Linked DNA regions of Homo sapiens: region 2 is linked to region 1. The links are chromatin loops, found by intact Hi-C in ENCODE. Cell type or tissue: psoas muscle. All regions are shown on one strand. Links, peaks and the distances in the headings refer to the core of each region. The heading gives the core; the rest is flanking DNA. Region 1 has its middle 51 kb from the start of FOXL3-OT1. Region 2 holds the start of PRKAR1B-AS2 (PRKAR1B antisense RNA 2).

What was found. Peaks named below come from ENCODE experiments on the same cell type or tissue, not always from the same donor. Only the 100,000 strongest peaks of a DNase experiment are listed, where the experiment ranks them.
Region 2: a loop joins it to region 1, with 1.8 times the contacts of the local background. A loop is called at or near these places in 1 of 110 quality-filtered maps.

What each region holds. Positions count from the first base shown.
Region 1 is chr7:339,445-344,809 of GRCh38, reverse strand. No RefSeq gene overlaps it. Among named protein-coding and RNA genes, the nearest start is that of FOXL3-OT1, 51 kb to the right of the region's middle. RefSeq lists an enhancer at 588-1,217. In psoas muscle, for the core only: no CTCF peak of the experiment used is centred there; a DNase peak (open chromatin) is centred at 2,429; H3K27ac peaks cover 1,439 bases.
Region 2 is chr7:559,549-564,913 of GRCh38, reverse strand. The region is part of intron 9 of PRKAR1B (protein kinase cAMP-dependent type I regulatory subunit beta); the gene reads left to right. It overlaps PRKAR1B-AS2 (PRKAR1B antisense RNA 2), which reads right to left and starts at 2,956. Exons shown (of 2, transcript NR_132384.1): 1 at 2,904-2,956. In psoas muscle, for the core only: no CTCF peak of the experiment used is centred there; a DNase peak (open chromatin) is centred at 3,194.

The DNA of each region.
Region 1 (5,365 bases), core at 262-5,261:
CAGACACACGTGCACACACGAGCACGCACCTGCATACACGCTCCCTGCCTGGGGCCAGCTGAGCTCTCCTGCCCTGCCTGGAACGTGCCTCTCCTTCATGGAAACAGGGAGGACCTGGGGTCACACGGCTGAGCCCACACTCCAGCTCTTGCTGCTCTGTGGCCCAGGTCTTTGCTTGGTCTTGAACGGGGTTCCCAGGTCCTGATCTGTGCTTCCCGACTTCCTCTGTGTGAGCCCAATAATCTACACTCCCCTGGAATGTGTCCGTTCGAAGGAAGATCCCACTGGCGTGTGCGTGGAGTCCTCCACCACAGGTGAGGAGCACCTGGCACCTGGGACTGGGTTCAGCCACTGTCCCGCCGCTGTCCTGTCCTGTGGCCGCTGTGGGGGCGACTCTGGCCCTCCCCATCTCCCCTGTTAGTGGCCCCCAGGGCCCTCAGCCTCCCTCTCCTCCTGCTCCCTCTCCCAGTTGCCAACTCCCAGCCTGGCCCAGAAGACCACCTGCCCCCCATGTCGGAGAAGTTGCCGCAGACCTGACCTGCCAGGGCAGGGGTTAGACTCCCCGCCCCACCCAGCCAGGGCGTCTTTTCTGCCCGCGGGTGGGTGCAAGCAGGCTCCCCCCAGCCACTCGGCTTCTGCAGGGCTGAGCTTCACTGCCCTGGACAAGAATGGACAAGAACCGGACCGAGGCCGCCCATGGACAGCCAGCCAGCCAGGCTCCGCTCGGCCTCTGACCCACCGCCTGGCTTGGGCACCACGGCTCCTCTCTGCCAGTGGCTGGGGGGCGGCCTGGGCATCCCCATGAGCACAGACTCCTCGGAATCCTGAGAGGCCCTCCCCTCCCCTTCCCTCCCCTGCCCAGTCACACCCAGTTCTTTCAGCAGGGGAGCTGGGGGACACTGACTTCAACATGGGCCTGGGTTTGGAGGAGCTTGTCCCTCTCATGCTCCTCATATGCCCAGTGAAGCCTCAGCCAGGGACAGGCACGGAGCCCTTCCCGGCCTCATGGCGCTTCCTGAAGTCGGAATGTGCGTCTTCAAGCTGTTACCGCATCCCCCTTGCCTGTGAGGAACCCCACAGTGCTGTACGGCCCCGGGCTTCAGGGCACGCCGCCCTTTGTCCGCTAACTAGTGTGGTTGTGTGGTTCTCTGAATAGCCTGCATGTCACGTTTGACCCTCAGCGTGTGCAGCTCCAGCGTGTGCAGCTCCAGCGTGTGCAGCTCGGGGACAGGGTTTGCCTCCTTCACTGCTGGGTCCTCTGGTCTCACGGTGCTGGGTTCCAGGCACGGGAACCCCCAGAAACCTCGAGGTCTGGCCTGGTCTGGCAGGCGGGGCCTCCAGGGAGCCAAGAAACGGGGCCTCCCTGCCCCGGACTGCCCAGAAATGATTAACGCGGGAGGCTCTGGAGGCTTTGTTTCTCCTGGGCTGGGATGGGGGTGCGGGTGGCCGGGGGTCACGGCCCGGGCGAGCGCCTGTCTTATCTCTCCCAGGCCTCTCTGGTTTCAGCCTCGTATTTGTTCTGACATTAGGTGGGCGTTATCTCCAATTCGTGGCTTCTCGATACAACCCCAGATGCTGCTGGGAGTTTCTCTGGGGTTCTGGGGCCCTCTGGGGCTGGTTGAGAGGGGACTCACTGCCCACGAGGGGCTTCACCCCTCCCCAGAGCCTGAGCTCCAGAGGCCTGAGAGACGCCACCGCCTGCAGGTGCCACGGGGCTCTGTTTTCTTATTTCTGCTTCTTTCTTTTAAAAAGGGTGCGGTTTCCTCCGCTAGAGCAGGGACCCATCCGTGGTGGTTCAGAGTGTTGGCTCTTGTCTGGTGGCCAAGGGCTGCCCTGCTCCGGCCTCTGGGATGCACTTGTGGACTGGGCCTGATTTGGCCATTGGAGTCTGGGTCTTCCGCTGCGCTTGGGGCCTGCATGTTGAGCTTCTGTCCTGGAGAGGTGTGGACAGAGCCACCAAAGGCCAAGGGCCCAGCAAGGGCTCTTCCTACCCAGGCTGAGGCCTGCAGCCTGGACCCCACCTCTTCCTGCTCCAGGGCCTCCTTCCTGACCCCCTGGCTCTGCTCCCCTCATCTGGCCACCCCAGAGGCCCTTCCTGTCAGCTCACTAGGCCCTCAGGAGGGTAAAAATCCAAAATGAGTGGAGACGGGGGCTCGATACCCACAGCCAGGAGCACAGTGGGTCAGAAACACGGCAGGTGTCATCAGAAGTCTGATTAGATTCTCCGTGGAGCTGGAAATGCAAATATTGATAGAAGTCGGAAGACTTAGTGATCTCTGGTCAGATATGATGTCACCTCGAACACCTGTTTCTGGACAGAGTTTCGAGAACATGTGACGTGTGTCACACGCTGGCACTGCCAAGGGAGGCTGATAGTGTAATCGCCGCAAGGTTACTGGCCGGGGCCCGAGGGATAAGGAGGGCAACATGTGGCCCGGGCAGGCTGTTTGCTGAGCTGCCAGCACCAACCGCTGGGGCCTGGCCTGCAGGACTCACCAAACCCTGCCATCCCGGTCTGGCCAGGCCTGGCCAGCAGACATGTGCCAAACAGTGAGCTGTTCTCCGGCCCCCGGAACTTATCTTGAGTCAATAGAAATGCTGGGCAGTTATAGAGGCTATTAACAGGGGCCAGGAGACAAGGGCTGCATTCAGGCCCGCAGCCTGGTTTCCAATGAGCTCAGCTGCTCCACAGCTGGGGCCAGGGACAGACTCACACCCCCACCGGCCAGGCCTGTCTTCCCCACTGGTAAACAAGGGGGCGGGAGACAGGGGACAAGGGACAGGGCGCTGAGTGCCTGGGAGCTGGACACACAGCCACATCGAGGGGCCCGAGAAAGTCCTCACGCCCCAGCAGGTGTGGCAGCAGTCAGGGTGCACGGGACCTGCCCACACAGGTGCAGGTGAACTAGGAGGTGGCGCGTGGCCATTTCCTCCTTTTGCAGGACAGACCAGGACGTGGCTGATAACACCTGCCCCGGCAAGACAGGGTTTCTAGAAAAACATGCTTGATGGTCAGAAAAAGTTTGGAGTCATTGAAGTGAGCAGGGGTAGTGGGAACCTACACACCGGATCCCAGTATCTCTGGAGTGTTGAGGGCTGCTGGGGACCCTTGCTGTCAGAAACATGCCTGGTGTGGACCCGTGAGCAGAAGGAAATGTCGTCCTTACTGCTGCATTCTGTCCTGTCTCCTCGGGCAGCTCTGGACCAGATGAAGACCACTAGGGTCAGGCGTGGATGCCGGGGGACAAGCGTGGATGCCGGGGGAGAATTTGTCCGTTGATTTGGCCACACAGGCCGGTGCTTCTCACACATTGTCAAATGCAGGAATCGCCTGAGGGTCTTGTGATTTAGGAGGTCGGGGCGGAGCCCTGTGATGCTGGAGCTGCAGGCCCAGGAACCCCACTTCGACTACCCAGGCTGGAGACGACGCTGGTGTGGGGGAATTGTCACCTCTGAAGAAACAATGTTTCCATTAAGCAGTGCTCGGTTTGCCCTGAAGAGTCCAGGGTGGTGAGAGATGACAATTTGAGGGGACGCCCCTCTGGAGTGGGGGGGTGGGAGAGCTCACGTGGAAGAGGCACCCACGCAGGCCGGAAAACATGGAGACCCTCAGGTTATACAGTTACCCAGGCCCCTCAACAGCATGGCTCCTTCCGCCCGCACACTCCTGCCCTGCAGTGTGAACCGGGGATGCATTTTAGCACAGAGCCTTCCCTAGAGCCTGCGGCTGGAAAGTCCCTGCACCGGATCGGACGGTATCCCCTCAAAATTCGTGCCCACCCAAACCCTCGAATGTGACCTTTGGAAACAGGGTCTTCGCAGATGTAATTAGCTGAGGACCTCAAGCTGGAATCCTCTTGGATGTCCAGTGGGCCGTAAATCAAATGACAAGTGTCCTTATCAGAAGAGGAGAACAGAGAGAAGCGGGCCACAGAGACATGGAGACAGAGATCCGAGTGGCATGGCCAGAAGACAAGGAGTGGCAAGGACCGCGGCCAGCACCGGAGGCGGGAGGGGCCTGGAGCCGACGCTCCCTCGTGGCCCTCAGGGGGACCCACCCTGCCGGCCTCCTCAGTTCAGACGCCCTTCTGTTGCGTTAAGCCCTGCTGTGCACGGTAATGTATTCCGATGAGATGCCCAGGAGCCTCACACAGCCTTTTCCCTGTTCCTCAGTAACCCTCGGGCAAGGTCGCTATCATATTCCTGTGCATGGCACACTCACTGCACCCTCCCGTGTGCCGCGTAGAGGGGTGCCACACAGATGGTGCCGTTCCTCCCTCAGAGGGATTTGTTGCTTTAATAGACACTAAGCCTACTGACCCACGGCCCCTTGGGTCCCCTTTCAGTCCACTTGCAGGTGCATCGGACGGCTCCCGTGCACCCTGACTGACGCCTCTCTCAGGTCCCTGTATGCCACTGCAGCTTCGCATAGGGGGCTGGAAACGTTTTCAGCCTCACTCAGGACAGCCCCAAAGTGCCAGGTGTTATTGTTTCCAGGGGCAACCTCAGGCCAGTGACAGATGCCAGTCCTGGAGATGCCCCGGGATTCCTGTCCCTCCATAGGGTGGCGTCGAGGTGTGTTTCACAACAGCTCCTCAGGGGTTGCCAGCACGGTGGAGCCCCAGCTGCCTGCAGCAGAACCTGCTCCTCTGTGGGTCTTCAACCCACACCTTCCCTGTGCTTCTGAGACCACCTCCCAAAGCACATCCTCCACCGAACCGTTGCCTTAAGTCCTGATTTTGGCAAATCCAAAGTGAGACCCGTGCTGGGATCCAATTGCTCTCCTGCTTAGGCCAGTCCTTTAGGAGAGGATGTCACAAGGTAGCCAGAGGCTGGGTCTTGGGGCTTCCTCCGAGGCCCCTGTGGGAAGATGGCAGGCCCCAAATGGTGGCCGCCTCCAGGAATTTCCCAGTGCTGTGAGGGAGGCATGTGGTCTGTTTCCTACGGAGCTTGGAGCAGCCTGGGGATGGAGGGCCGCCTCTGGGGAGGAGGGGCTGGTATGGGCTTTGGCCATCCAAGCCCCCAGTGAATGATTTCTGGGCACTGAGTGTGTGCTGGGCAAGGTGCTGGGATGCACTGGGGGTGCACCAGTGAGAGGGGAGTGGAGTATAATGGGGAAAAGGCACCTGGTTCCATCTGGGAATGTTCTGGCTGGGCAGAAGGATCTGGAGGCTAAGGCTTGAAGCTGGGAGTTTAAGACCAGCCTGTGCAACATAGCAAGACCTGGTCTCTACAAAACATTTAAAAATTAGCTGGGTGTGGCAGCGTGCACTTGTAGTCCCACCTACTTGGGAGGCTGAGGGCGGAGGATCCCTTGAGCCCACGAGGTCAAGTCCGCAGTGAACTATGATCACGCCACTGCACT
Region 2 (5,365 bases), core at 169-5,168, 220 kb before region 1:
CACTCAGGGATGGTGGAAAAATACCCCTGGGCTCCCGTCCCAGATGCAAGGTTGGGGGGCATCCGCCTGCAACACTTCCTCCCTCCAAAGCTGATGTGTTCGTCTCGGGAGTTCACTCTGGAAGTGCTTTTGGGGGCCAGTGCCCTGGGCCCTGGGCCTGTTGGTCCTGGCCGGCCGATCCCCCCTCCCCTGAGCTGTGAGGATTTATAGATGCATCTGGGCACTGCCGGAGTCAGTGCTGGCGCCCTGGGCAGTTTCTGGGGATGCTGCGGGAAGAGGCCTAGGAATGCCCTCCAGGCTGAGGGAACATTTGTGTGCAGAGGCACAGAGGTGTCACTGTGGCTGGAGTCGAGGGCCTGAATGCGGTGGGGCGGGGACCTGAGTGTGTGACTGCCCACGTGGAGAGGACGTGGGCTTGCCTGGAAGGCAGTGCAAAGCTCCGAGCCACAGGCTTGCCTGGAAGGCAGTGCAAAGCTTCGAGCCACGGAGACAGGGCCAGGATTGCTGGGAACACAGAGTCCTCCCAGAGGGAGCAAGGGCGGAGGTTGAGGCTGGCGGCGGAGGTTGAGGCTGGCCACGGAGCCACGGGAGGACCTGGGAGGAGGCCTGAGGCTGGATGGGCTGACGCTGGGGGCGGCGGCCTGTGTCCCACCCTGGCCCCACCTCCCGTCCATCCAGATTCCAAGTCTCAGGTTCCCACAGGGGTGTCCAGGAGCCACAGCTCTGGCTGGACCCGGAGGGGCCCACTGGGCTGAGGGCCAGGTCCAGAATGATGGGTGGTGGCTGCGTGGGGTATGGTCTCTGTGGGGAGACTGAACAGGGAGGGAGGAGACCCTTTGGGAACACCAGGATCAGAACGGGAAGTGGGGAGCGGGCAGAGGGGGGCTGCTGAATTGTCAATGGAGGAGGCTGGAGCCGGGCCAGGCTGGAAAGTGCTTTCTGCCTCTTTAGAACATAATCAGCCAGTGTGCACCCATGCACACCAACGCACATACTCACCCATGCACACGTGTGCACACATGCACATATACACACCCACAACCCATGCACACCCACAACCCATGCACACACACTGATCCGTGTGCACATGGACACAGGCACACCTGTGCACACACACGTACACACATGTACATACAGACATGCATGCACACCTGAGCACACACACGTACATACACACTCCAAGCAGACCCATGCACACACACACATGCACACACCGCACAGACATGCATGTATGCACACGTGCACACATGCTCACACAGACTTCTGTTCTGGCACACATGCACACACACAGTGCATACACATACCTGTGCACACAATAACACACCCATACACACACCTGTGCACGCACTCACACGTGCACACATGCATGCACACACACACCCAGCGTGCAGAGGTTGCAGAGGCTGAAGCAGCTTGGGGCCCCCTGGGGCTGGGACATTGTGGGTCTTGGCCCACCCAAGCCGGGGGGCTGTTGGACGCCTGCTGAGTGGACAGTGCACAGCCTGGGCTCTCAGCAGTGGCACCCCTTCCTTTCCTTTCCCTTCTGGCCTAAGGAATGGTGTCTGCAGAGGCAGCCTGTGGAGGGTTTTTAGGCTCATTGGAAAAGAAAACTGGGGTATCCCGTGGAGGGGGTCCTGGGGCGGACTTGCAGCCTGACCTGGCAGGTGCTCTCAGAGGACCCTCAGGGTGGGGGCCGAGGGCACGGGGCATCAGCTCCGGGTTGGGTCTAGGTGCCTGCCCACCTGCACCTGCCCTGGTGGCTGCCTGGAGGGCTGGGGGCATGTTTGATCCCAGGAAGCAGAAGCCGTGTCAGTTCCGGGCCCAGGCTCTCCTGGGATGAGAGGTGCTGGTGTGTGGAAGGGTTGGGGTTGCTGTGAAGTCACAGTGGAGATTTCATCAGCGCCCGTTAGGTTTCTGGTGTCCAGCACCCTGGTCAGTACCTGGAAGGACTCAATGTCTGTTCATCCAAAGATTGAGACTTGGCTGAGAAAGCAACAGCTGAAATGGCGGGCGAGGGTCAGGGCATCTCTGCTGGTGTCTGGGCATCTCAGCTGGGGTCAGGACATCCTGGCCGGGGGTCAGCATGGTGGAGGGAGTCATGGTTGGGGGGCATGGACCCCATGGCCTTGCAAAGAAGATCCAGGGAGGAAGAGAACAGCTGGAGGGAAGATGAAATGCTGCTGGCCGCAAAGCTATGATGGGCAGATTGGTTGTGATCTGTGTGTGACAGAGACCCTTTAAGAGCTCTTTCTGGAACCTGGTGTGACCAGGCAGATGGAGGGGCAGTAATGGAGGAAAGGGTGTGAGAGGCCCTGGAGGCCGGGGCTTGGCCCACCTGCAGGTGATGAGTGCAGGCCTGGTGGAGAGGGCTGGAAGGGACGCGTTCCAGGCTCTGCAGGGGGCAGAATCCTCAGTGCTGGTGACCCCTGGTTGGGAGGTGAGGCCGAGGGAGGTGTCTGCCGTCGTCTGGGAGGAGTCCTGTGGACAGAGATGCCTAATGGGGGCAGACGAGGAGTTGGGCTGGGCCTGTGGAGCTGGAGGCGACAGGGCCCTCACTGGGACGCTTGGGGTTGAAGCCACACAAACCACAGGCAGTGAGCACTCCCACCCACCCACCCTGAGAGGTGCCTGGGGCTGGAGCAGGAATGGCTGCCCCCACCTCCCCGCCTGGCAGGCAGCAGGAGCCTCTGTAGCCTGGGGCCTGTGCTCGCCCTGGTTCCCCGGAACCTGCAGAGACTCCCACACAGATGGCCGGGAGTAACTGGGCCACAGAAGGGCATTGAGGGCAAGGCCCGGGCAGCCACATGCCCCTTTCCTTCCACGCTTCTCACCTAACCGTGGTTGCTGGCGCAGCCACAGGCATCTCGTCACCCCCACCCCCCGGCCGCGCCGGGAGCACCCACCGGAGCTTCCATGGCAGCTGCGTAGGTCCCGGGACGGACAGTGCCTGGCTGCAGAGACAACCGAGGGGATAACTGGGTTTGCAGAAGGAAAGGCTCGTCTCACACGGGGCCAGGCCTGCCTCACTCTGGCATGCAGGCGGGGGCGGACGCAGCCCCGCACCTGTTCCCACCCCAAGCCCTGGCGCCGACGTCCGCGGGAACGGCTTGTTTCCCACGGAAGCTGCTGGGCCGTGCCTTTGCCGGGCCCCAGACCTCATGGATGATCCATTAAACGCTGGCACAGGAGCTGACCTTGGGCGGCTCGCCCGCTGAAGTGTGTTTTCGCTGTCGTCCCGAGGACAGTTTGCAGCCCAGGGTGTGTGACGTACATCAGTTCCGTCTCGGCCAGCCGGGCCTGAGGAGCGGGCAGGGGATGATTGCGGGGAAGTGGCTCAGCCTCCCGAAACAAACGGCAGAGGGACAGCTCGGTCACCTCCAAGACACCCGGAGCCTGCACGCAGCTCAGGAGCGCTCCGAGGAGTCACCGCCTGAGGGAGCAGGAAGGGATTTGGGTGGAAGGGAGCTTCAGGTGAAATTGCCTTCCATGTGGAAAAAACAGTTATTGCAACGGTTGCTTAAAAAAACATAAAAATGCATCCATGGGGCTTATTTATTCAGGAGAAATCACAGAGCACCTGGGAGTGCTTTAGAGGCAGGGGCTGCTTGCATCCTCTGTGGATGTGTGTGTGTGTGTGTGCACAGGCGTGTGTGCCTGTGTGTTTGTGCCTAGGTGTGTGCGCACAGGTTTGTGTGCCTGTGTGTGCATGTGTGTGGGGTGTGTGTGCATGTGTGTATGCACGTACCCGTGTGTGTGTGCACAGGTGTGTGTGTGTGTGTGTTTGTGTGCCTGTGTGTGGGGTGTGTGTGCATGTATGCACGTACCAGTGTGTGTGTGCGCAGGTGTTTGCGTGCACAAATATGCATCTGTGTGTATGTGTGTGTGTTCACACGTGTGTGTGTATGTATAGGATTCTGCTTCTGCCTAAGTCCAGAAGCACACAGGCAGGAAATGTGTGCACAGGAAACGTAAAGGCACTGGAGTGAGCCTGAATTTTCCAGGCTCTGAGGAGTCTCACTGGAGGGAGGAACGTGTCGTGGCCCCCGTGGCCCTGAGAAGGCATTTGGTGTCTGTCCACTCTTACGTTCACTCATGGCCGCCGCCCTCATGATGACTGTCCCGTTTGACGTGCTGGAACTCCTGGAGCTGGGGTAATCTGGCCTCACCGCCGCTCTGTAGCATTGGTTGGCGTTGTCCCATATAACAGATGAGGCAGCTGAGGCTGGAGCAGCTATGGGCCTTGCCTGAGACTGGCTGGTGCATTGCAGAGCTGAGGCTGGACCCAGACTCTTCGACTCTTGGTCTGCGGCCCGATTTTGGTGCTGATGACCTGGCCCAAGGTGCAGGACAGGAGCCTCCTCAGTCCCATTTGTTCCTGGCCAGGTCAGGGGGAAGCCTGGGTTAAGCTCGTGTGTTGAACACCTTTCCAGCTGTGCTTAATCTTTTAGTTACTTTTTAATTTATGGAAAGTGATAGCAGTTTCCATTTATGGTCGTGATACAAAGTTTCTTTTAAAATATATTTATTATTATTATTATTATTATTATTATTATTTGTATTAGTTCATTCTAACACTGCTATGAAGAAATGCCCGAGACTGGGTAATTTATAAAGAAAAGAGGTTTAATCGCTTGTGATTCTGCCTGGCTGGGGAGGTCTCAGGAAACTTACAATCATGGTGGAAGGTACCTCTTCACAGGGCAGCAGGAAAGAGAATGAAAGCTGAACAAAGCGGGGAAAGCCCCTTATAAAACCGTCACCCCATGCCATGATTCAGTTACCGCCCCCTGGGTCCCTCCCACAACACGTGGGGATTATGGGAGCTACAACTCAAGATGAGATTTGGGTGGGGACACCGCCAAACCTTGTCATTATTAGAGACAGGGTCCTGCTTTGCTAGCCAGGCTGGTCTCCAACTCCTGGGCTGCAGTGATCCTCCTGCCTCAGCCTCCTGAGTAGCTGGGACCACAGGTACCACCACGTCCAGCTAATTTACTTTTTGTAGAGATGGGGTCTTGCCATGTTGCGCAGGCTGACCTTGAACACCTGGGCTCAAGGAATCTTCCTTCTTTGGCCTCCCAAAGTATTGGGATTACAGGTGTGAGCCACCGTGCCCAGCCTAAAATATTTATTTAAGTAAAATGAATATATTTGTCTCTTGTAGAACTTCACATAAGGGACTTGGGGTGCATGTGCCTTTTCCTGGCCTCCCTGACTCCACAGCGAGCCTCGAGACTCCGGCTCACTGCCTGCACACGCGTGTGGCGTCCCGCATAGGAAGAGATGGGCTTCCTAGTGTGTCTCCTCCCGGGGGGTGTCCAGACGGTCTCTGGTCTGGGCTATGAGCACAGCGGGCCTGGGCTCC